Regions from separate parts of the Mus musculus genome. Here regions 1 and 3 are each linked to region 2. Evidence: chromatin loops called from intact Hi-C (ENCODE). Cell type or tissue: gastrocnemius. All regions are shown on one strand. Each heading gives the region's core, and the rest is flanking DNA. Links, peaks and the distances in the headings are about the cores only.

Evidence for each region. Hi-C counts contacts between places; a loop is a spot of excess contacts. Peaks named below come from ENCODE experiments on the same cell type or tissue, not always from the same donor. Only the 100,000 strongest peaks of a DNase experiment are listed, where the experiment ranks them.
Region 1: it touches region 2 in a loop (2.8-fold over the local background); 22 of 42 quality-filtered maps call a loop at or near these places.
Region 3: it touches region 2 in a loop (2.2-fold over the local background); 23 of 42 quality-filtered maps call a loop at or near these places.

Annotation. Positions count from the first base shown.
Region 1 is chr7:116,508,908-116,517,317 of GRCm38, reverse strand. It overlaps Nucb2 (nucleobindin 2), which reads right to left. Exons shown (of 14, transcript NM_001130479.2): 2 at 7,693-7,863. Among named protein-coding and RNA genes, the nearest start is that of Nucb2, 8.7 kb to the right of the region's middle. In gastrocnemius, for the core only: a CTCF peak has its summit at 3,089 (motif pointing right); no DNase peak of the experiment used is centred there; H3K27ac peaks cover 1,793 bases.
Region 2 is chr7:116,438,314-116,446,723 of GRCm38, reverse strand. It overlaps Pik3c2a (phosphatidylinositol-4-phosphate 3-kinase catalytic subunit type 2 alpha), which reads left to right and starts at 3,266. Exons shown (of 33, transcript NM_011083.2): 1 at 3,266-3,420. In gastrocnemius, for the core only: no CTCF peak of the experiment used is centred there; a DNase peak (open chromatin) is centred at 3,248; H3K4me3 peaks cover 3,431 bases; H3K27ac peaks cover 3,806 bases.
Region 3 is chr7:116,499,734-116,508,143 of GRCm38, reverse strand. It overlaps Nucb2 (nucleobindin 2), which reads right to left and starts at 3,775. Exons shown (of 14, transcript NM_001130479.2): 1 at 3,660-3,775. In gastrocnemius, for the core only: a CTCF peak has its summit at 4,089; a DNase peak (open chromatin) is centred at 3,828; H3K4me3 peaks cover 1,850 bases; H3K27ac peaks cover 1,296 bases.

The DNA of each region.
Region 1 (8,410 bases), core at 51-8,050, 71 kb before region 2:
GGTGTGTGTGTGTGTGTCTGTGTGTGTGTGTGTGTGTGTCTGTGTGTCTGTGTGTGTAAATTACATGATATAGAATCATCTTTCAATTTTACAAAAAAGAAACACAGCAAAATGTCGAGCTAAATGTTTTTAATGTGAAGGAAGAAAATATAAATGGCACTATACTAGCCATGATTTATAATTTTCCATAATCTAAATTCTATATTCTTAACACATTCATTTTTTATTCTATCTCTATCAGAGAAAAAACATGATCTTCTTTCTTTGTAATTTCTTTGATAATTCTGTCAATTTTTACAAGGTTACACAAATTTACATTTTTCTAGCCCTCTGCCAGACTTTACTATTTGAGTGACTTTGTGTCTGAGCCCAATCTTATTTGAAATTAGTTGTGCTCCTATTAGTGTGTTAATATATAAGCATGTACAAGTATATACATGTACACAGTTTTGTATATCTGACAACCTCTGCTTTCTTCTTGTTTTTATTTGTTTATTTATTTACTATGTGTATGTGTGCATGTGTGTTCACATGTGTCACACTGAATGTGTGAAGATCACAGGACTTTTAGGAGTCCGTTTTCTCCTACCACTATACAAGTCCCCTTTCAACCTTCTTTCCTTTTTCAATTTCTTTTAGATTTTTTTTTCCTCACATGTTTTGCCTTCGTGTGTGTCTATGCACCACACGTGTGCACTGCCTGGGGAGCTCAGAAGAGGGGGTTGGATCCCCTGGAACTGGAGTTACAGAGAGCTGTGAGCTGCCTTGTGGGTTCTGGGAACCAAACCTGGGTCTTCTGCAAGAGCAGCAAGTGCTCCTAACCACTGAGCCATCTTCCCAGCCACATCTGCCTTCTAATGCAAATATTTCCTGTTTAAATTTACTCAGATCACTGAGTCTATACTTAAGCAACTTGATACAGGATTATTTAGCTTAATATCTTAAAAGTCAGGGATTGTCTTTCAATTAACTGAAAAATACTGATTGACTAGGAGGTAACAGCAATCTGGCTATACTACCTGAATGTCATAAAAGTCATTGCAGTTTTGACGTTATGTCAGTTTTTCTTAATGTCATATCATCAAACTTTTTGCATTATCATTATGTCTTACTGGTCACTATTTTCAAAAGGATTAAACTAAGTCAGACCCAGAGTTGCACAAGTGTGACCATAGGACTCAGAAGGCTGACACAGAGCTTGAGGCCACCCTGGGCTACAAACAAGAAAGGGTTGCAGCCATAGCTCAACGGTGAGCGCTTGCCTAGCATGCATGGAGCCCTAACTCAATCTCCAGACCTGCTGGGCCGGGAAGTGGGGGTTGGAGAGGAGGGCTGTAGTGTGGCATTCAAGTGCTCTTCTGTAAGCAGAGAAAATGAGGCAGCTGACAGAGGTGAGCAACAGTGCTGGCAGAGGAACAGCCTGACCTTTTCATTTATGGGCACTAATTGCTTTACCAGACTTTAGACAGGAAGCTACTACACAAAGCTGTGTTACTCTATGTTCTGAGACACACACACACACACACACACACATTCCCTACGAGCAGCCATGGTGCACTGTTGAGGACAGCAGAAACCGACTGCAGGTCCCAAGTACTGGGCTGACAGGGTGGATGTGGTCATCTCCAAGGCAGATACGCAAATGTCAAACTGTCAATAACGTCTTCCTAACGCTGAGCAGATGTTTCATAACTTCCAGCGGCGTGCGACATAAGAAAAGGACAGAGGACATAACTCGGCGGCAGAGTATTTATCCAGCATGTGCCATGTGCTGGGGAAGGTTTGACCTCAGTACCACAGGGTGAAGTGGAGAGGCAAAGCTGATTTCAGTCAATGGGAAAGGCTGACAAACTGCTCCTAATGTTCTCTCGCATGCCTCCAAATAATACACTAACTAACCCTAAAGGGGAAAGACACAGGCACAAGAGCTTGTGCTCTTTTGAAACAAGGTCTTATGTAACCCAGGCTGGCATCAAACTCACAGTGACATTTAGAGATAAGCTGGCCTAGGTAACCAAGGATGGCTTTGAATTTCTGATTCTCCTGCCTCAACCCGCTGGAGTGCTGAAATTATAAGTGTACACCGTCATGCGCAGTTGGACGTTGAACTTGGCTTTGTGTGTGCTAGGCAAGCACTCTGCAGACTGAGCTACTTCCCGGGCCCACTTCCTTTGGTTTCCACAGACTTGTTTTCTGGAGTGTCCATTCATCAGCCCATGCAAGATAGTTCAGTAACTACTAGGAACATGTCCACGGTTCAAGACTCTCTTCGAGAACACCAAATCTAGTGACTGCACACGCTAGGATTGAATCCAGGGGCTTCCTGCATCAAAGCAGGCACTCTAGCAACTAAACTGCATCTCCAGTCTATGAATGGGTTTTCATAGCACTCCACGGAAGGACTCTCGGAGAAATAGCTGGCCAAGGTTTGCTGACACGTTACATTCAAAACTACAAGGCAGCTTCCCAAAGATGTTCCAGGGAGCTCTTGTGGGGGTGGGCGAAAGGAAGAGTTGCTAAATCCGGCTTGAAGAACCTGGTCCAACCTGCCGGGCATGTTCACTTAGCTCCTGGGGCGTTCTGATATGATGTGTCTGAGCAGCTAAGGAACAGGACACCTGGGAAAGAACACGTTGGTGCTGTTCCTCCACAGCTGACAGCTGTCAGGGCTTCTGGTTCACAAACAATTAAAGGAAATCTGAAAGCCCTCTGCCAGCTTATGCTAACACCAAGAGAGCCCCAATACCAACGCTTGTGAAGTTCAAGTTACAGGATTAGAAGAAACTCCCAGGCAATGGAGTCTGACAGGAAACAAAGATAGGCTGGAGAGACTATGCAGCAGTTAAAAGCCCTGATTGCTCTTCCAGAAGGCCAGAGTTCAGTTCTTAGCACCGAAAATCACAACTGTCTGTCTGTACCTCCACCCCAGGGGATCAGACACCCTCTCTGTCCTCCTTGGGTTACTGCATGCACGTGATACCCAGAAATACAGGCTAAACACTCATTCATAAAATAAAATTTAAAAATCAAATAAATCTCTTCTAAAGATGTATTTATTATGTAGTGTTCTGCCTGCATGTATATCTGCTTGCCAGCGGAGGGCACCAGATCCTATTACAGATGTTTGTAAGCCATCATGTGGTTGCTGGGGAATTGAACTCAGAATCTCTGGAAGAGCAGCCAGCACTCTTAACCTCTGAGCCATCTCCCCAGCCCCATAAGTCTTTTTATAAATGCTGTGCAAAACCTGTGTATCTAAATTAATCTGTAGAAGCACTTTCGGGAACGAAATGGACTGTGCATGATAAATCATGCCGCGGCTGGCTCGGTTTTCAATGGCAGCATTTTGTTTCTATATGCCATAATGGTCATGTGTCCTACCAGTGAAACACAGGAATCCTACGTGTGAACGCTACCATCCTCTTCAGGACGTTCTGCTTGCCTTGCCTTTTAATAGCTACTGCCTCTCCTTATTGCAGAGCTCCGAGGTGACCCGCAGAAGTCAGTGCTCGCCCTCCACCCCCTTCACATCATCAGGCTTCTCAATGAGCGCCTTTCCCTGCTGAGCTACAGAGACGGTCATCTTGTTCACTTCTTTCTGATCAATGGAAACCATTCTAAACGTATTTTCCCCCTCTACTAGATTCTAATCTTTTAGTGCTCATTCTAGATGTAACCAGAACAATTAACTTAAACATGGCTTAGTTCCTTAATAAAGACTCAGAAATGTCAACTGTCGCCCTAACAGAGGAAATGGAAAGTGTTCGAGTACATTAGGTAGAAGAGTAATGACAGGAAAAAAAAATCGCTTTAAAAATGTTGAAAGTGACAGATCCAGTTACGGACTTCCATCGACTAGAAGATGTGGGAATGTTGCACATGATTGCAGAGGAAGGACAGCCGACAGGAAGAAGGGGTGTGAGCTAGTTTCCTTCCCTGACCAGGTTTCCTTTATCACCCTCTTCTTCCCTAAGGACGACACAGAGCTTGAAAGGAGACAGTGCACCAACTGCTGAACAGCAGACAAAGCTAAACACTACAAGCTGAGAGTTGACTCTAACAACAGGATAACATGAAACCCATTCAACTCACTGGATAGCCCAGGTTGGCCTCAAATTCACAGCATTCCTGCCTCTCAGCCTTCCCAGTGCTGAGATTACAGGCAGGAGGCCCCCAAGTCTAGTATGGTGTAGTATGATGTGAATTTTGTTGTGGTGGTGGTGGTGGTTGTTGTTACATGTTGAGACATATAACCCAGATTGCCCTGAACTTACTATATAGCCAAGGATGAAGTTAGACTCCTGATCTTTCTGTCTCCATCTCCTGGGTGTTAGGATTACAGGTGTGCACCTCCACACCCAGTTTATAAGGTGCCAGCAATTGAACCCAGGGCTTGGTGCATGCCAAGCAAGCACTTGACAAATAAGCTACATCCCTAGCCCTATGATATGACAACATGAAAAGTACAGATGCAGAAGGAATCAGAGCCTTCTCCTATGTATCCAGTAAATCCAAAACAAGCCTCCCAAGTCCAGAAAAACAACTCAAAGCTGTGACTCACACAGAGACAGATTTCTTAGCTGTGAAATCACTCAAGTAGTGAAGAGGTTATCCAATTAAGAGTATAAACTGTGTAAATGTGTGTATGAGAGATAGATAGGTAAGTAGGTTGGTAGGTACATAGATCAGATTGATGGATGGAAGGATGGATAGATGGATGGATAGATAGATAAATAATACCATATGGTGGTATGTTCACATGCAAGGCAGAGGAGCTGGGACTACAGGTACATAAGGGATCATGTCTCACTTTTTACCTGAGTTCTGGGGATTTGAACTCAGATCCTCTTGCTTGCATACCAAGCCTTCTTAGTCATTGAGTCATCTTCCTAGCCCCACCCCTGCCTTTGTGAATCTGTTTCCTTTATTTTTCCTTTTTAATTTTCCCCTGTTAATTAATCCCCACCCCCATTTGCTCTTCTTTTTTATTTTAAGGCTGACATGTGGGTGGTGGGACTGGAATCCAGGTCCCAGGAAGAGTGGCCAGTGCTCTTAACTGTGGAGCCTTCTCTCCAACCCTGAAAAAAAAAAATGTTTTTAACTGAGCTGAGCCCAGCACATGGGAGGCTAAAACATGAGGATGGCAGCAAGTTTGAGGCTAGCCTGGGCTACAAAGTAAGACTGTATTAAACCACAAAAGCAAAACAAAAGATAAGGACTATTCAAGAGGTATTCAGGAACAGACATATTTAATTGGATGACTCAAATGTCAAATGCATTTGAAAACCCTGTAAGATGCTCAGAAGGTAGTGTAGTTGGAAAAGAGTCTGCTTAGCCTGCTAGCCATTCAGGACTGAAGAAAACTAGGCATGGTGGTTCCTGCCTGTAATGCCAGCACTAAAAAGGTAGAAGATGAAGGATCAGAAATTCAAAGTCATCTTCGGTTCCACAGTGAGTCTAAGACCAATAGGAATCTGTGTAGCACCATGCCTGGCCATGCCCACGTATTTAAGAGGAAGAGCAGAAGAGCTTGTGAAAATGCAAACACACTTCATAGAAATAAAACCTTAATCTCTCTTTATCTCCATCCTATAAACACTGAACAACTGATTGAATCTTTACATTCTTTCTCGATTAAAATTCCATTCCCTGGATTGCTGTTTCATTTTCTCAAGGTTGTTCATTTCAATTCACTTTTTTTTTTACACTAAAATAATGCCAGTTGAGCTTTCTATCCCAGGCCAGCCTCCACTCCTGATCCTCCAGCCTCTACCAGCCTCCGAAGTTCTAGGATTACAACTGTGTCCTATCAGAGCTGGTCGTCCGAACTATTTTAAGTGATAAAGCATGGTATGTCTGTAAATTATTTACAGGGAAAAATCTGAAAAGAAATACTGTCATGCCCCAGGGCTAGGAGTATATAGGTAGCTCCATATAGAGGGTTTGAAGAGCATGAGTAAGGCCCTGGCTTCAACTCCTAACACTGGCCCCTGAACTGGTATACTTAAATAAGTTATGCAAGGGGCAGTAGAAAAACTTTCATGCCAGGTAAGTGCTAAGTGACTTTAGACAATCAATTCCTTTCAACTAGCAAGCCAGGCAAACATATGTCCTGTGTGATTATCCTGAATACAAAGACTACACCAAGAGGGGTCACACTCATCAACAGTCACTTCTGATGGCAGGTTAAGCGGCAATCTTGGGGAAAGGTCTCTATCGTTCTAGTGTCTTGCTTCCAGACAGGCCCGCAGTTTCATACGTGTCAGCTTGCCTCTGAACAACAAACATCCACTGAACATTCATGGGTGGTTGTTTTTAAACAACCAGAACAAATCTCCAAACAAGAGGAAAGTGCCTTTATAATGAATCATAGAACAAAAGAAAAGGAGGGCACATGCCTGTAATCACAACTCCAGAGGCAGACTAGTTCAACAGCCTGGCTAGATTTTGAGTTCCAGACCAGCAAGATCCCGTCTCAAAAAAAAGACAAATTAGGAGAAAGAAACGACCTGAGAAAATAGCAGAAATGCAATTCAGCAAACAGACTACCTCTTTCTCCTGGCAGCATTCAGACCAGAAGGTCTGCTCCCATCACCAAGGCTGTGTAAGACAATGCCAAGGGCCTTAAGCTCAGAAAGGAGAGGAGGGAAGCTCTATCTGCGGCAGAGAGTTCTGCTTCTCCATTGATATCCAAACCATTCCTTCCTTCTCAGTAGCATAAAGCCCATCCATTCAGCTATGTTTCCTTGAAGTCTTGGTTCAGGGAGTCTCCAGAGAGACAGAATGCATTCTTCTTTGTCTTTGCCTGGCTGCCTGGAACTCCACTGTAACAGTAGAGGTCTAGAAGCCATCATTGCCATTGAAGACCAGAGGAACCTTAGGGGCAACAGATCAAGAACTAGAAGGTGAGGCTGCAGTCAACTTTATGAAGTCCTGTTGCCTATTATAAGCTATGACTTCAAAAACTCTTTTAGGGGCTGGAGAGATGATTCAGCCCTAAGAACACTGGCTGCTCTTTCACAAAACCCCAATTCAATGCCCAGCATCCATGAAGCTGTTCACAACTGCCTGTAACTATTCCAGGGCATCTGACACCCTCTTCTGGACTCTGAGGGCACCAGACATACACACGGTGCACAGACATGAATGCAGGCAAAACACACCAATACACATAAAGTAAAATAAAATTTAAATTTATAAGGCAGAATTATTTTAGGGACTGAAGGGATGGCTCAGTGCTTAAGAGCACACACTGTTCTTAACCCAAGTTCCATTCTCAACACCCGTGTTAAGCGATTCACAATCACTTGCAATTCCAGCTCCAAGGGCATCAGATTCCTTTGGCCTCTGAGGACACACACACAAACACACACAAACACACGTGCGCGCGCACACACACACACACACACTAATAAATAAATGGGTAAAATATTTTTTAAAAGAAAAATTACTTTAATCAGGGTATGGTAATGAATGCCTCCATCCCATCACACAGGTGGCTGAGGCAGAAGGATTGCTGTCAGCTCAAGGCCAGCCGGGGCCACATAGTGAGTTCTAGACCAGCCTGGGCTACATAGTGAGACTCTATCTTTCCTTCCTTTCCCCCTGGTCTCTTCCCAGTGTTTATTTGCTGCTGGCTGCCATAGTTGGTTTCTGTTTGTTACAGAAGACGATTTTTCACTGAACACTTACCTTCAGACAGGCCAAGGTTTTATCTTTTTTATTATTTAATTTTCTCTTTCTTGCACAGATGAGGCCACTGAGATCTCAGGTGGTAAAATAATCTACACAATATTAAGTTTGTAGAGATCAGGACTTGGCTCCTGGCCCAGGATTTTCCCTTGAAAAACTGACTGGTGTGTTCTAAATGGAGAAAGAGAGATTAAATATAACAATGAATTATAAATGCATTCTTATTTAGTGGGAAAAACACACAAGAATGTGTGCTATTAAATACATAGTATGAAAATAGTATAAAAGAAAAGTATCAAATTAGCAGGATTTGGTGGCCCATGCCTTGAATTCTAGCACTAGAGGCAGAGGCAGGAGGATCTCTGGTGAGTTCAAGGCCAGCCTGGTTTACATAATGAGTTCCAAGATAGCCGGGGCTATGAAGAGGATCAGGTCTCGAAAATCTTTTAAAAAAAAAAAAAAAGAGTATCCAATTTTTATGACCTCTCAAAGTACTGATAAAATAGACAAAGGACAGAACAAACAGATCTTGTGTACAATGGCTAAGCTGTTCTGCCCTGGAAAGAACTCAAGATAAGAGCATAAGGCTTTCTCAGCAAACAGATAAACTTTAAGATATACAGTTAGGGGTTTGAATGAGAATGGCTCCCTTAGGTTCAAACATTTAAATGCTTATGGAATAGCACTATTTAAAAGGACCAGGAGGTATGGCCTTACA
Region 2 (8,410 bases), core at 81-8,080:
ACTCGCCACCAAAACTATGAGCTCATGTATCATGTAACCCAGGCTGGCCTTGACAAGTAGCCAAGGCTGGCATGGCACTTCTAATTCTCCTGCCTCTGTCTTCTAAGGGCTAGGACTACAGATGTGTGCCAGCATGTCCAACCTCCTTAATTTCTACTCAGCTCAATGACACTTCCTAGAGAAGGCCTTCCTGCTTTTCACTCTAAATCAAAGAACACTGTAATTTTCCTTCACTGCTTATCTCAATTGAGAATAAATGATCATTTCATTGGGTATTTAGTGCTTGTCTCCCATGTACTCCAAGCTCAGAGGACAGAGATAGCCTTGTTGCCCAGCATATCCTCGGCATAGAGCTGTGGTCAACACACTCTACAGAAGGTCAGGGCTCAGCATATGCTCCCTCAACACCCAGTCCCCTTTTTGGATTAAGGCAAGCATTGATTCCTTTCACAAACTTTTATGGTTTACAAATTCACTATTCTGAGTGTCACTTATCCGTGTCAATGTTATTTGCCATAGTTGATGATTTCTAAGGAGTCTAGAGTCAGGATTGGAACCCGGAGTCTTATACATCGGAGGCAAGTGATAGGCCACTGGGGTACATCTATTTTTGGACATAAGAGTCTCACTGTGTGGCCTAGTTATTCAACTCTGTCCTCTACTTCCCAAGTACTGGGATTATAGGTGTGGGTCACTGTGCTACTCAGAGACTCCATATACATGCAAAGGATTTATTTGGTCAACTTGGTGATCTACTTGCCTTTGCTGAGTGCTGGACTTCCAGGGGTGCACAACCATGCCTAGTTATTGATGGCCTTTTAAAGCTCTCCTGTTAAAATTTAAGGGCAGTGAGAGGGTTAAAAAGGTTGGGCTAAGTAGTAAGATCTGGGTTTGGACTCTTTTTTTTTTTTTTTGGTTTTTCGAGACAGGGTTTCTCTGTGTAGCTCTGGCTGTCCTGGAACTCACTTTGTAGACCAGGCTGGCCTCGAACTCAGAAATCTGCCTGCCTCTGCCTCCCGAGTGCTGGGATTAAAGGCGTGCATCACCCTGGACTTTTATTTAATAGCTGGGTGGCCTTTGGAAAATTGCTTTTCTCTCTGGTCCTCAAAGTGCTCAAGTATAAATCAAGGACATAATGGCCCCTTTTCATTCAGGTTGTGGGTGGGATTCAGTAATGCAATTCAAAGAACAGGGTCTGGTTTCAGGAAATGCTCCATAAATGTCAGCCATTCTTTTTATATATGGTAAAAGAGAAAGGGTCCCTATTTCGTACTTGGTACTGGAAGAAGTTTGGGGGTATTGGCTATGCCATGAAGTTCTCTGTGGGAAGTTATGGTTGGAGCAGTTTAAATGTAATGCAACCCCTTAATTCTTTTTTTTTTTTTTCCTTTTTACTATCAAGTCTTAAAATTGAAGCCAGTAGGAGAAAGTAGCTGTTAGCTAGTGTCTAATCGGTCTCAAAGGACAGCAAGCATGGTTTGCACTTTCTTTACAAGTCTGTTCACATTGTTTAACAACCATCGGCAGGCACCACTGCCAGGCAGAGGAGGGGCTGAGAGGGGGCTCCTAGCCCAGCTTCTTGACACCTAACAATTTGCAATTGGAAGCTACCTAAGTCTTCAGCTTCTCAGTCTACTGCACTTCCTACCTGTGGGGCCATACAAAAGCCACAATAAATGAGAAAGCCAGAATTTCAACAAGGATTTGTTTGAGTCAAACCAGGGAGGGCATAAGCTACCAGGGACCAAAAGAAGATAGTTCCCTTTCTCGATCAGAGAGATGAGAGAGAGAGAGAGAGAGAGAGAGAGAGAGAGAGAGAGAGAGAGAGAGAGAGAACACCAAGTTATCTTCCCATAAGACTCAGTGTTTTCTTTTCTTTCCTAAAGGCACACTCTGTTTTCCAGCAGAAGGTAGGAAGCCAGTCCTGAGAGAATTCCTTTTCCTCACCCTTTTAAATCTTGAGGAAGAGCTGCCAAGTGTATAAATTCCTCCTTTGATGAGAAGATAAAGCAGAACAATGCTGTAGAGCTGAGCAGATTCCTAAGGGACATTCTTCTGGGGTGTGTAAGCTTGCGTGGAGGTGGGGCTAGTAGACAGCTAGGGGCTGGGAGGGAGGGTGGTACAGCCAGAAGTTGCTCCTAGACTTCTCCCTAGAATAGCCTTTCCTTTTGCTTTCAGCTAGTGCTGGAGACTAAACCTACTTAGGTGCACTACCACTGAGCTAGGTTTGTTTGTTTGTTTTTGGAGACAGGTCCTGAACTGCTGAGCTTTAGAGTAATCTCCTGTCTTAGCTTCAGCTTGGACTACAGGAAGATGCCACATTCTCATATTCCCTTCCCTGCCCTCCTTCCCTGCCCCCTTCTCCCGCTTCCCCTTAAAGCAGAACTTCATCCAGCCTCTAGAAGTGCAAGCGTGTTTATTTAAACCAAAAGGATCAGAGGTCTCTCCTCCCTTACTAAAGGAAAGGGGGAAATGCTGGGAATACACTTCGAAATCCCAAAACCCAAGCAGACTCTGCCAGTTTACGTTGCCATTCCTCTCCTCCGACAGTTACCGACAGTCGTCTTTTGCAATCTGTAAAACGGGAATAATTCTCCCATCTGCTTCACAGTTTTGAATCAGACAACAGAGCGCTAAACTCTTTACAAGCCCAATTGCAGTCCGCGCTCACGAGAAAGGTATGATTACTATGGGGCCTGGGTGTGATGTCTGGCCGAGCGCTGTTATTACCGGGCTAACCTTGCCCACCTGGCCGCGGCGGGGCTGTCAGCAAACACCAAGGCGAGAACGCCGCACGCACGCATCCAGCCCTTTCCAGGGCCCACACGACGAGCTAATGCAAACTTCGAAGCACCTGAACGTCCGCGAGAGCTCGCCGACCGCTGGAGGGAATGAAAGATTTCGTCTTGACTGTTCTTTTCTGTCTTCCAAACCAAGCTAATCTCTGGGCGGCCTGGGGCCAAAACCTCAAACCAGGCAACCGCAAGCCAGAGATCAGAGGCGCGCGGTGCTGGGACAGGGCCCGGGAACAAAGGGCGCTTCGGAGCTCGAGGCCGGCCAGGAGGAGTCCCGGGGTAGCCTCCCCGAGAGGCCCCCGGCCGGCCGCGCCTAAGACACCCATTCCCCGGGGCAACCACACTCCATCCCGCAACCTCCCCGCTGCTGCCTTTCAGGCTCCGCCTGCGCCCCGCCCGCCATCTCAGGTAGGCCATCCGCGTCGGCCAATCGCAAGGCGCTCAAGTACGGGGGCGGTGCTTGCACCATCGGAAGTGACGTGCAGAGCTCGGCTGGCCGCGGAGTCAGTCGAAGCTCTCCTCAGCGGCCGGCTGAGCCAGCTGAGGCGGGAGAAAAACATGGCTCGGACCTTGGAGGGCGCGAAGGCTCGGGTTGCGGTGAAGACCAAGACTCCCGCAGCGTGAGGTGAGGGGCTGCCGGTGCGTGCGGAGCGGGACCTGGCTCTGCGCAGCCGCCGAGGGACTCAGAGGGGAGGGACCCGGCCGCCGTGCCCCTTGGTCACTCCATCCTCTCTGACTCCTTCCTCGGGGCCCCGTCCCCCACCCGACGGTCGCCAGCGCCCCGCGCCAGGCCCCTTTGTCGCGGGCCGCCGGACGCTGCTGTCCCTCGGGGGGCGGGGGAGGGGAAGCCACCCCACGGTCCCCCGGGACAGCGAGGGAGCCGCGGTGGCGGTCCCAGGCTCCTGTCCCGACTGTTCTGGAGAGTGGCTGTTGAACTTCTGCTATGGCCTCTTCCTTCTCCTCTCCCAGCTCGGTTTTTAGAGCCTCGGGTGGTTCTTTTTCTTCTGAGACCCTTCACCTCGTTACCTTAAAACAAAAATCCAGAAACTGCTTGCTTTGGGAACGCAATGATATTTGTGTATATTTAGTGCATCATCTTTCTGCTAGGGCATTAAAGTAAGAATATTTAACTCTTCCTGCGTGACTGAGGAACAAGGAATAATTGAAGAGGAGGGGAGTGTATACGGTAGTTCTTTCACCGTGTTGTCCTGATAGAAGGTGAAGTCCTAATTAGTATATTTTTATTTTAGCCAGTGGGTGTTTGAATTCAGTGACACGAAGGAAGCATCCCTGTTTGAACAAGATTACTTCTTAAAAAGTATCCCTAAATCTTTCCAGGTAGGTGTCAGGAAGAATACTGCCTTCGGGGCGGGGGGCGGGGGGGGGGGGAGATCACTGAATGTGGTACATCTCAAGCCAAGGACAGAAAATAAAAGGCTATTCTTAGGGGGTTGGTGAAGTAGTGTTCGGGAAGAGAGGCTGCGCAGAGGTCCTGGAACACTGGTTCCAGGGAAGACTTTGTACTCTTGCCTCCCTGATGGTTCTTTCTCCACGAGAAACTGTTAAGTAGCTCTGCTGTAATTGGAGTTGGTTATTCAAGGTTACAGACCACGCTGAAGTGCCTTGGTTGAAATTTTCAAGTTTTTGAAACTGCCTGCAAGTTTGGCATTCAGTGTTTTGAATACTGAAAAGCATTGTAACTGAGAGAGAGATATTTGTTAACTCAAACTTAGTTTCAAAGTGATTTTTAACATAGATACATAATAAATACAGCACCTCCACAGATTCCCATGGGTGCTGGCGGAATTCATATTGAAAGCAGTTTGTCTTGTAAAAACCTCCGTTGTCTTGGGCATGGTGGTGCACCCTATAATTGCAATGCTTGTCTGCACTGCAGAGCTCTGGTAGGAGAGTCACATTTAAGGTCCGCCTAGTCTACCTAGTGAGACACTGTCTCTAAAAATGATAATAATAATAAAGGAAGCAAAGCTGGGTTATGATTGGTGTGCATGTTGCTTGCAGTCTAACTTGCAAACATTATACTTTAGTGGTCTCAATCTTTTTTCATTTTTATAGAGCATAAAGGTTGACTTGTTTGCTTTCAGGATTTTAGAAACAACTTTCTGTAATTAGCTGTGTAAGTGTATAATTCTTTGTTGCATCTATTTAGAGCTCCAAATTTTCCATTCAGTTTTATGTTGCTATGTACATTTCTGTGCCCAAGAGTAAATCTGGCATATTGTTTGGAATGTAATAAGTTCGGCACATTCAGTGCATTTCTACCTAAAGACAGGCTGTTTCTAAGAGCTCAGAGTTTGCCTCACAGCATCACATCAACCCTTCAGATCAGGAGAGGTACAAAGCACTTTCTTAAATGCTTTAACCACATACCTGTAGAGATGAGCCTGAGCTACAGAAGACTAGCTCCAAAAACAAAAAGCAAAACAGCAAAAGTTCTGTGAGCTGGGGGTATAGCTAAGGAAACTTGTCTAACCACAGGTTTGATTCTCAGTACTTTCAGAATGAAGTTGTAACTTACCTTGCTTTATTTAATAAGACAACTTAATCTGTTTTACTAATTGATCATATTTCCAAGACAGGCAAATACTGAAGATATTTTAGTGTGCTAAATTTACAGAATTTGATGATTTGTTTAATCTGGACACACACACCCTACCCTCCCAGTACTAGGGATTAAACCTAGGGCCTAAGCAAGGACTCTACCACTGAGCCATATCCCCTTTAGTTTGGTGGTTTCATTTGATAGTTGTAACTGAGTTGGGCTATAAACCAACCCTGAGAAACTGGAGGGAGGAGGAAAAGAGAGAAAGAAAACAAAGTAGAAATTGTTCAATCCACCTAGGAAGACAGGTTAGCCAGTTGGTTATAAAGACAGTGGTGGATTCATAGTTCCAAAGAAGGCTGTGATCTCCTGGGTTGAGAGCTAAAGAAATGAGCAGGTCTGATGAGAAAGATCATGCCCAAAATGAGGCTTACAGAATGAGTTCTTTCTATTAACAAGGGCAACATGGGTAAAGGTGATAAGATCCTAAGCTTTCTTGCAAGTGGTAAGGTAATTGAGAAAAGTGCCTAAAAGCTCTGATATTTATTCGATAGTATTTATATACAATATTCTTTTAGCAGGAATCATGGTCACACTTGGAAATTCTGCTCTCAATAGGTGTATTCCACAATGTTCATAGGACTATGGTTGAAGCTAAAAGAAACCTCTTGATTTTTCTTGCTTATGTGGGAGCCACAATTTTGTTTGTTTGTTTGCTTTTGTTGTTGTTATTTTGAGACAGGGTCCCTCTGTATATCTCTGGTTATCCTGGAACTCACTACATATATTAGACTGGCCTGGATCTGTCTCTGTCTCCAAGTGCTGAGATTAAAGGCCTGCACCAGCACATCTGGCCATGAAGTCACAGTTTTTATATCTTTATTTTGTGCATTTGTGTATGCCTTTTATCTTTTTTGCAATGTTTCTTTATTTAAATTTTAATTTCATATATATTATATATTTATTATATATTATATAATGTTATATAATATAAATATATATGTATATATACTATGATATTTCCATCCCCACCCCTGTTAATCCTCTGTTATTTCTTCCCTTCCCAGTGAACCTCTTCCTCCCAACAACTTTCATGTCTTCCTTTTTCCCTTTTGTGAAAATTTTAATTAAGGTTGTCTGCATGAGTGTGGATGGGTGGTTATTTACTTAAGTAAAGGCGGCTAGCTAGGGGTTACACCATTGAGGAATATGACTTCCCACCCCTGGCAACCATTCTTATAGCTCCTTGAGAGTGGGGCAAGTTTATGAGTCCCTTCCAAATCCATGATAGAATGTTAATGGGCCCAGTCTTATGCAGGTCTTGTGCCATGTTTCTGTGAGTAATGGATACAGCAGCCGTGTCACACCCTGAAGACTGTTTTACAGTATTCCCTCCCATATTCTGGCTCTTAAATTCTTTCAGCCTCTCTTCCTCGTATTACCTGAACCTGATGGTACTGATGTCTTGTTTAAGTCTGAGCCCTCAGCAGTCAGTTGTTTTCAACACATTAACTAATCATACAGCTCTTCATTAATTTACATCCACTGTAAACAGAAGCTTTCTTTCTTTTTTTTTTTTAATTAGGTATTTTCCTCATTTACATTTCCAATGCTATCCCAAAAGTTCCCCCATACCCTCCCCCCCACTCCCCTACCCACCCATTCTCACTTTTTGGCCCTGGCGTTCCCCTGTACTGGAGCATATAAAGTTTGCAAGTCCAATGGGCCTCTCTTTCCAGTGATGGCTGACTAGGCCATCTTTTGATACATATGCAGCTAGAGTCAAGAGCTCCGGGGTACTGGTTAGTTCATAATGTTGTTCCACCTATAGGGTTGCAGATCCCTTTAGCTCCTTGGGTACTTTCTCTAGCTCCTCCATTGGGGGCCCTGTGATCCATACAGTAGCTGACTGTGAGCATCCACTTCTGTGTTTGCTAGGCCCCGGCCTAGTCTCACAAGAGACAGCTATATCTGGGTCCTTTCAGCAAAATCTTGCTAGTGTATGCAACGGTGTCAGCGTTTGGAGGCTGATTATGGGATGGATCCCTGGATATGGCAGTCTCTAGATGGTCCATCCTTTTGTCTCAGCTCCAAACTTTGTCTCTGTAACTCCTTCCATGGGTATTTTGTTCCCATTTCTAAGAAGGGGCAAAGTGTCCACACTTTGGTCTTCGTTCTTCTTGAGTTTCATGCGTTTAGCAAATTGTATCTTATATCTTGGGTATCCTAAGTTTCTGGGCTAATATCCACTTATCAGTGAGTACATATTGTGTGAGTTCTAGCTTGATGTTTGCATGGCTTGCAACCAGAAGTGTTTTCTGTCTTTAGCAATAGTGTCTTATTACTTAGGTCTGCAACCAGGAGCAATAGCAATCAATAGCCTGTATTAGGGGGGAGCAGGAAGGGGAGCTTTGGGTACTTTCTTATCCCACAAACCTATTAAGGGGTATATTACACCATCCCTGGCACTAGGATTTTTGTTTGAAATTGTTGGGACATTATTCACTTGGGATCTTACTATGTAGCCCTGGTCTGGAATTTGCCACCTTGAGAAGCCTCAAACTCAAGAGATCTGCTTTCTACCTCCTGACTGCTGGAGTTAAAGGCAAGTGCCACCATGCTTAGCCTATGTTTTCTTTCTGATGTGATAGATTAAAAAAGAACAAGATATACACATAGACTTTTTGACAGTTAAAAGGGATATAAATACAACTGTGAACTACTTGATTACCTTTTTGCTCTTCTAGGTAGGGTCTCATGAAGCCTGTGCTGGCCTCAGATTGTAGCTAAGGGGGACCTTGAAGTCTAGCTCTTCCTGTCTTCTATCTAGCAAGTGTTAGGATGGCAGGTACTAGCAGAACTGATCTTGCATTTCTTTTTTATCTATTTGGATACAAAATAAATGGAATTTTAAAACACTTTTTAAATAGATTTGAAAGCAGTTTTTGTTGGCTTAGCTGTAGATATTTATCTTTGGATTTTGAGAATATATTAAAATACTATTTAATTGTGCTTTCTGGAAGTCATACTGTGAGATGGAGTAATATACTTT
Region 3 (8,410 bases), core at 184-8,183, 61 kb before region 2:
AAAGAAAACTAAACAATTAACAAATTCTTAACTTAAATATTTCTTTATAATTACTTACCACTACTTGAAAACAGTTAACTTGGAGATGATAGGGTGGATTAATGGGTAAAGGCGCTAGCCACCAAGCTTGGCAAACCTGAGACCCAGAAACCACATGGTAGAAATGAACTAACTTTTGAAAGTTGTCCTCTGACCTTCCACATGAATGCCATGGTACACACATACAAAAATAAATATTATAATTATCTTTAACTAACTTGACCTGTTTGTCACAGATATACTGCTATTTATTATTATTATTATTATTATTATTATTATTAATTATATGTGTATGTGCCTACTTATTTGTATGTGCACCAAATGCATGTAGGTACCTACGGAAGCCAGAGAAGGGTGTCAGAGCCACTGAAATGGAAGTTATAGGCAGTTGTGACCAACCTGATATGGGTTCTAGGAACTGAACCCTGATCCTCTGCAAGAGCAGCAAGTGCTCTTAAGCACTGAGCCATCTCTCCTTGCCACAGATATAAAACTCAGTTCATTTCAACGCCTTCTCTGAAACCCCCTTACATAAGACAGGATGTACATGATTAAATTCAATGCTGAAAGTATTTCTATGCAGTCTGCAAAGAAAATAAGCAAATCAAACCTCTTCAAATTTTAGTAACGGGTGTCTTTGGGCAGTGTATTTAATATAAGACTGTCGGGGGGGGGGGGGTTGGAGAGATGGCTCAGTGGTTAAGAGCACTGACTGTTCTTCCAGAGGTCCTGAGTTCAATTCCTAGTAACTACATAGTGGCTCACAGCCATCTATAATGGGGTCTGATGCTCTCTTCTGGTGTGTCTGATGCACCAGTGTACTCAGATATATACAACAAATAAAATCTCTGAGGGGGGGAGGAGGGAGGGGAGGAGAGGGGAGAGGGGAGGGGAGGAGAATTTGCAGGTTACATTTTGTACATGACTTCAATACAACATGGTAAAAACAAAGAAAGAAACGGCACATTGAACCTTGAGCCTCTTTCCTTCACTTGAGAGTTACTTGCACTTCTCTTCCTCCCCCCCGCCCCCCGCCCCGTGCTGGGAATTGAATGTATGCTAAGATAGAGCTCCATTCTTAGTCTGAAACTTGATTTTCTGAGTCTTGATTTTCCTAACTATAAAACTGGATTAAAATGGGATGTGGTGTCTACTGCCTATAATCCTTGAATTCAGGAGAATTAGGAGAATTGCCTTAAGTTTGAGGTCAAACTTGGCTACATAGTGAGTTCAGGACAGCCTGGGCGACAATGAAACTCTGCCTCAAAAAAATTAAATAGGTATAAATTATTTTCAACACATGTTTTGTGTTTTACTTTTTATGTATTTATTTTATGCATGTGCACACGAGCTCCATGACACTTAAGTAAAAGTCAGAGGAACACTTGGGGGAGTTGGTTCTTTTTCCACCTTGACATGGGTTACGGGATTGAACGTGGGACATCAGGCTTAGCAGCAAGCACCTTTTCCCTCAGAGGCATCTTGCCAGCCCTTCAATGTGTTTTAAAAACCAGCACTTGACCCTTCCAACTCCCAAATACTCAAGAAATATTTTGCAGACACCAGTCACTAAAAGTGTCCTTAGGAAGTAGGCCACAAGTTTAACATACATTATTGTACTGCTGTCTGCAGTGACACACACAACATATCCTAAAACAAAGACACCAGAACTAACGCCCATAATCAATAACTACTGATTTGAAAAGTGTCCCAATTGCCTTCTTATGATTACATTTCACTTTGTATTTAGTGAACACAAACGAACCTGGCAAAAGTCATGTCAACATCTGTAATGCCAGCACTCAGAAGGCTTAAACTGAAAGGTGGAGACAGAGGATCCATAGAGATCCTTGGCCAGATACTCTGCCAAATAGGTGAGTTCCAGGTCTCAAAACATAAGGTGGGAAGTAATTGAAGACATCTGAAATGGGCCTCTAGCCTATACACACACACACACACACACACACACACACACACACACACAGTATGAAATGAACAGTAAGTACCTTAGGGAACAGAGGAGAGTAAATGCGACAGGGGCTCCACCACAGAGCAGTGGGTAAATGAAAATAGCCTAAGAACAGCATCTGTAAACCCACAAGGAGGCAGAGAGGAATTGTTACAATGTATTTATGGATGTTTTAAAGGACACCTTGCAGAAGCTGGTGCCCCCTTCTACCCTATGGGTCACTGGGACCAAACTCAGAGGGAGATCAGGCTTGGCTGCGGGCGCCTTTATCCACCGAGTCATCTAGATGGCTCTTGGAAATGAATTTTTGACCCACATCAGACAAACCTAATGATGGAGAGTCCTGTGCTCACCTAATAACTAGAGTGATACTATCTGAGATTTCATTTGTAATCCTAAATTTCCATTATTTTAATGTGCAACCCTGTTAATTGTGTTAACCAAGGAACATGTGTTGGAACATGGACCATTATTTGTTGAATTTGAGTTTTATAGAACCATAACACAGCTTATGTGAGGGAAAACTCCTGATACAATTTCTAAGATAAAATAATCTGAGCATTACTCAAGTCCAGTTTCTTAACAAAACCAGCCAGGGAAGACCTTAAGAAGCAATTTAAATAGCCAAAGGCTCCCTGGTCCAAATGCCTGGTAGAATACTATCACCTCTTGACAATTCTTTGGGACAATCATCTCAACATTTTAAGCTTTCCTGTAGGGAAATCCCAAAATTAACTGTAACTCACTATAACAAATATTTTCATTTAAGCCCCGTATCCTCCTGCCTCAGGCTCCCCTAACAGCTGATATTGTGTGAGTCACCACTTTCCTGCCTTTTGTCAAAATCAGGATGATTGGGGAGGGGGATAAAATGTATATTATTTATCCACAGTTTCTTAAATAAGAAACTTAGATGATAGCACTCGGCATTCAATTGTGTAAAAGGTACATTAACCCGTGTAAAAGGTATAAATTATCAGAACAAGGGTTCCTGTTCATTTTCATTCTCTTCCCCTCCACCCCTTTCTGATTTTGCAAAATAACTGTCTGGTAAGACTGCTGTCTGTATCAACCACAATAACCACACCAGCCCACGGAGGTAACATTCAGCAGGTGCAACAAGAAAGTAACATCTTTCTCTTCCCCCTAAATCAAAATGTATCCTCTTTCACCTAATTTGTCACTTTGGGGCAAACGATACTACAGCTGGCAGGAACTTTCTCCTTAGTGGCAGATGCTGGTTTCACATACCCCGGGGAAGAGCTGTGTTCCTGGGCCTAGCTTTGCTCCACAACTGGAGGGGGGCGGGGGGGCGCGGAGCATCAGCCGGGAATCGATAGGTCCAGAGACCTCACCAGTGGGCGAGCCCCTCGCCCACGTACCCCGCCCCAGTCTGGGTCCAGCACCTACTCTGCCTGCTCGTGCTACCCACCCGGAAGAAAAGCTCAAGCGCTCTGTAGCTAGAAGAGTGGTGGAGTGGACCCGACGCCTCCGGCTTCAGCTGGGAGACCCTCCCCAACCTTGCCCGCCCAGAACTCGGCCCTCCATGCCCACAACCATGGGCAGGGCAAGAACAGACCTGCGCCCTCTCTTCTGTGACCCGTCCAGCCTCCTCGAGGCTGGGATCTACACCCTGCTCCGCGCCACTGACCTTCTCTGCAGGGTCCCGGCGCGCGAGGCTAAGCCGACTGATGCCCGCCGCGAGCACACCAGTTTTCCCTGCCCACGGCCCTCCGCCTTGCTCTGATCCACAGCCTAATGCGTGCCCGCCTCCTGGTTGCCATGGTGACTGCCTCCTCCCCCCACAGCCGCTAATTGGTCCAGCTCCGGATCGCGGAGGACTCCTATTGGTGAACTGGTCCAGGGACGCGCCTACGCGAAGGCGCTTCTGGAAGAACTAGCCAAGAGGGACGTGGCGCTCTCCGAAGCGTGAGGAAGCCGCGCCTCTTCCTTCCCTTGCTGTCTTAGACTAGCTCTTAGTGCATGGCTTAGTAGGGTGAAGTGATGCCCGGGGATCCCCCACAAAATCTTAGGGTTTGCCAGGTTCTTGGTCTCTGGCATGAGCCTGCAGCGCCCACAGTGGTGGAGAAAAAAGTGGTAGCCCTCTTGTGAGTCTTGGAGAGCCTCTTTCCTGCAGGGACTCAGACTGGTATTTAACGTACCCCCACCCTCCTTATCGTGGTCCCTGAGTCCCTGTGACTTAATAGCATTTACCTCTCAGATACAGATTTTTCTTCTCTCTGCCCCGTGGAGTCAAGACATCTTCAACACATTTAACATTAACAACATTTTAACCGTGGGGCATTTTGTACGTGCTTGGAGGGTAGAAAAGCTTTAGAGCCTTGGAGCTGGTTTTGAAGCGTGAGTGCCAGTTACTCGCACCTGACTGATTTTTAGGGTGTTTTGTTTTGTTTTGTTTTGTTTTGTTTTGTTTTTCAACCCAAAGAAAAAGGTCCTAGGTTGTGTACTGACTGGCTGGTCTCCTTGCTGCAACGAAAAATACTAAGAAAAGCAGTTAAAGAAGGAAGAGGGGTTTGGTTTGGTTTGGTTTGGTTTGGTTTGGTTTGGTTTGGTTTGGTTTGGTTTTGGGGTTTTGCTTGTTTGTTTTGCTCACAGTTTAAGGGTGTGCTTCAGTACAGCAGTAGAAGAAGCTTGAGGCAGCTGGCACAAGGTATCAGGAAGCAGAGAGAGACACACGAATGCTGGCACTTAGCACTCTCGCTCGCTCGCTCTCTGTCTCATTCTCTCTATCTCTAGTTGGTTGAATCTACAAACGAAGAACCCACAGATCCAGGGGAGGGTAGACTGCAATGGAAACCACTGTTAGCAAGACACAACGTGGGTTAATGGCTGTGTGCACCATTAGAGATCAGACTTCTCTCTTGCAACACTCAACTTTTCTAACCCATCCTAAAGAAGGTATCAGAGCACTATGCTTCCATTTCCTTGTGTATAAAATGGGGTCAGTAACAGCCACACACACACACACACACACACACACACACACACACACACACTTACAGTCTATAAAAAAGAGTCAGTCACATTGTACTAACTCGGCCATTCTTGGGATGGTGACTAAACCAAAACCTCAGCCTCTAGATTTTAACTCTTATCCACACCTCTCGTCCACTTACTTTGAATAATATCCCAAAGCTAAGCTCCTTTTGTGTTTTAGAATGTTGTCCATTTTTTGTTTTGTGGCTCTGCTTCCACTGAGGGATTGAGAGCAGAGACATATGTTTAAAAAAAAATGAACAAGTTGAATGTAATGACACTTGAAGAGGATAAAAGATTATGTTATAGGCACACTAAATTTCAACTTGAGAGATATTACCTACATCCTAAGAATCGTTAGTAATCCTGTAATATTTGAGTTGATATTCCACCCCAGCACTGTGGGAATTGCTAGACTCACTAGGCACGGTGGTCCCCACGCCTTCAGGATTAGCATATGGTAGATGGAAACAAAAGAATCGGGAATTCCAGGCCAGCCTGAGCTCTGTAAGAACCTGCCTTATGAAACAAAAACAAGATACTAGACTATTAACTTATTAAAGCCAGGAACTGCCTTGAACATTTCCATTACCTATTAACCTATCACAAGGACAAATACCATGTGAATGGGGCACAAAAACTGGGCATAGATTTTCTAAGGGCAAACCTTAGAAACCCTGGTGCTGATCTGTCTGTATGATTCATAGAAATCTGATGCAGATCAGTAAAACCTGGCAAACGAGAAGGTGGAATTCATCCAATGATGTAATTAAAGGAAGAAGACAGCGAACAGGAGTATGGTGACTGAGGTGACGACACCTTTCTGGGGTGAAGGGCATGGGGAAGACAAGAAAAACAGGCTGAACAATAAGTAAACAGCAATTTCCTGGATTAGAAGACAGCGGAGCACAGCACTTCAGAAGGCCATGAGGATAAAAGCCTGGAGTAGTGGCTCTTAATCCAAGCACTTGGGAGACTGAAGCAGAAGAATCAACTTTAAGTTTGAGGTCAGTCCAGGGAACAGTGTGAGATTCTGACTCCAATTCTCCCACCAAACAGCACTAAATAAAAGCAAAGAAGAACAGTTCTTACAGGAAAAAATGATAAAAATAGCATCAAGGGCGAGGAATGTAGTCAGTGGTAGACAGCATCCCTTCTGTACTCAAGGCCCTGGTCCAGCCTTCAGTACTAAAAGGGGGGAGGGAGGGAGGGAGGGAGGGAGGGAGGGAGGGAGGGAGGGAGGGAGGGAGGGAGAGAAAGAAGGAAGGGAGAAAGAAGGAGACATATCATGAACCCCATCATATGTAGAGACATATGTAAGAAAATGAACAGAGCCGGGCGTGGTGGTGCACACCTTTAATCCCAGCACTCAGGAGGCAGAGGCAGGCAGATTTCTGAGTTCAAGGCCAGCCTGGTCTACAAAGTGAGATCCAGGACAGTCAGGGCTATACAGAGAAACCTGTCTCGAAAAACCTAAATAAATAGAAAAAAAGAAAAAGAAAATGAACAGGTTGAACATAATGACACTTGAGGAAGATAAGAAATATGGTGTAGGGACACTAAATTTCAACTTGAGAGATATTCCCTACATCATAAGTGTCGTTGTTAACCACGTAAGATTTGAATTGATATGCCACCCCAACACTGGGAATTGCTAGACTTGACAGGCATGGTGGTCCCCATGCCTTCAGTACTAGCACATGGTAGATGGAATCTGAGGCCAGCCTGGGCTATGTAAGAGCCTGCCGTATGAAACAAAAACAAACAAAATATGTGACTGACTATAAACATATGCAAGGCAGACTCACATGAGTATTTCATGCGGTTCTAAGAGGAGAAAGAAATATTATTTAATAATAAAATCTGAGACTTAGGTTTTATCTAGGATGGAGAATTTCCAGGTAGGGAGAAGGATGGAAGAAGAGCCAGTACACTACACAGGTCAGAATCCTTCCCCAACACTGCCTCAAATGCCAGGCATCTGGGCCTGGTCTTGAATCTGTTATCTGACTCTATGCCTGGTATGTATTCTGGCAGAGTAACCAATCAGCTCACTAGGTAACCAATAAGTCAACGTCTGAATGGAGAGGTTAAATGAGCAAGAATCCAATGGATTAAAAGGTGAGAGAGGACTCAGTTTTCTTTAAGGGGCTGGCCACTGGGAGTCTGACCATGCTCCAGTGAACCTATGGTCAACACAAATTGGCAGGTTTTTTTTGTTTGGTTGGTTGGTTTTGGGTTTATTTCTTCTTTGGGGGGGGGGGGAGTTGCAAAGGTGGGGGCAGACTTGGGAGGACTCAGAAGTCAATGTGAAGGGTGCATGATGTGAAATTCCCAAATAATACTCAATAAAAATATTATGTTGGAGAAAAAAAAACAGTTCCAGGTTGTTTCCTGCCTTGGCAGTCCACTGCATTGAATGTGCTGCTTTGGAATATGCCCTTACTTAGCGTTATTAACTATGAGCAAGCCTTTAGGCAGCAGTGGTTTCTGCTGCAGAGACAGTGAAGAGTAAATTAGAGGGTGGCTGGCATAGCATGCTACAGGGATATGTTAAAAAGTATTTCTGCACCTGTAACCTTGGGGCATATTAGGTGCTGGAGATGGTACTGAATAGAGTTTATCTTCTCTCCTCACACGCCCCTCCGCCCGTTACCTAGGAAACCCCAGCTGATTATTGCCTTCGTGGGATATCACTCATCTTGAACTAGGCAATTTGATTCTTTAATTTCCAAGAAAACCTCCGCTTAGCTAAGAAAATCAAAATGAGTTTGCTGGAGGGCAGGCAAGAAGAAAAGAAAAACATCTGGGCAAACCAGCAGCTATGAGCCCTGCCCCATAGAGTACTTGGTACCTCAGGAGAGAGGGTGGAGGGTGTCATTCAGCTGCTTCTGGGTGGTTGGTTGTTTTATGTTCGTTGTTTCATATCTCTCTCTCTCTCTCTCCCTCTCTCTCTCCCTCTCTCTCTATCTCCCTCTCTCTTTCTCTCTCTCTCTCTCTCTCTCTCTCTCTGTGTGTGTGTGTGTGTGTGTGTGTACATATATTGCATTTATTCTAATGTTTTGTTTCAGCTTCTATCTCTGTAGCCCTCAATGCCCTGGAATTCCACATGTAGTCCAAACCAGCCTTGAACTAGTGGCAAGCCTCTTGCTTCTGTCTCCTGACTGCTAGGATTACAGGCATGTGCCACCATCTCCCACCTATTCTGGCTTTTTTTTTTTTTTCCTCTATGTAACATCCCCAGCTGGAACTCACTCTGTAAACCAGGCTGGCCTTGAATTTAGAGATCAATCTGCCTTTGCCTCTTCAGTGTTGGGATTAAAGGTGTGCACCACTATACCCAGCCTATTCTGGTGTTTGTTTGGTTGGTTGGTTTGGTTTGGTTTGGGGTTGTTTTGTTTTGTT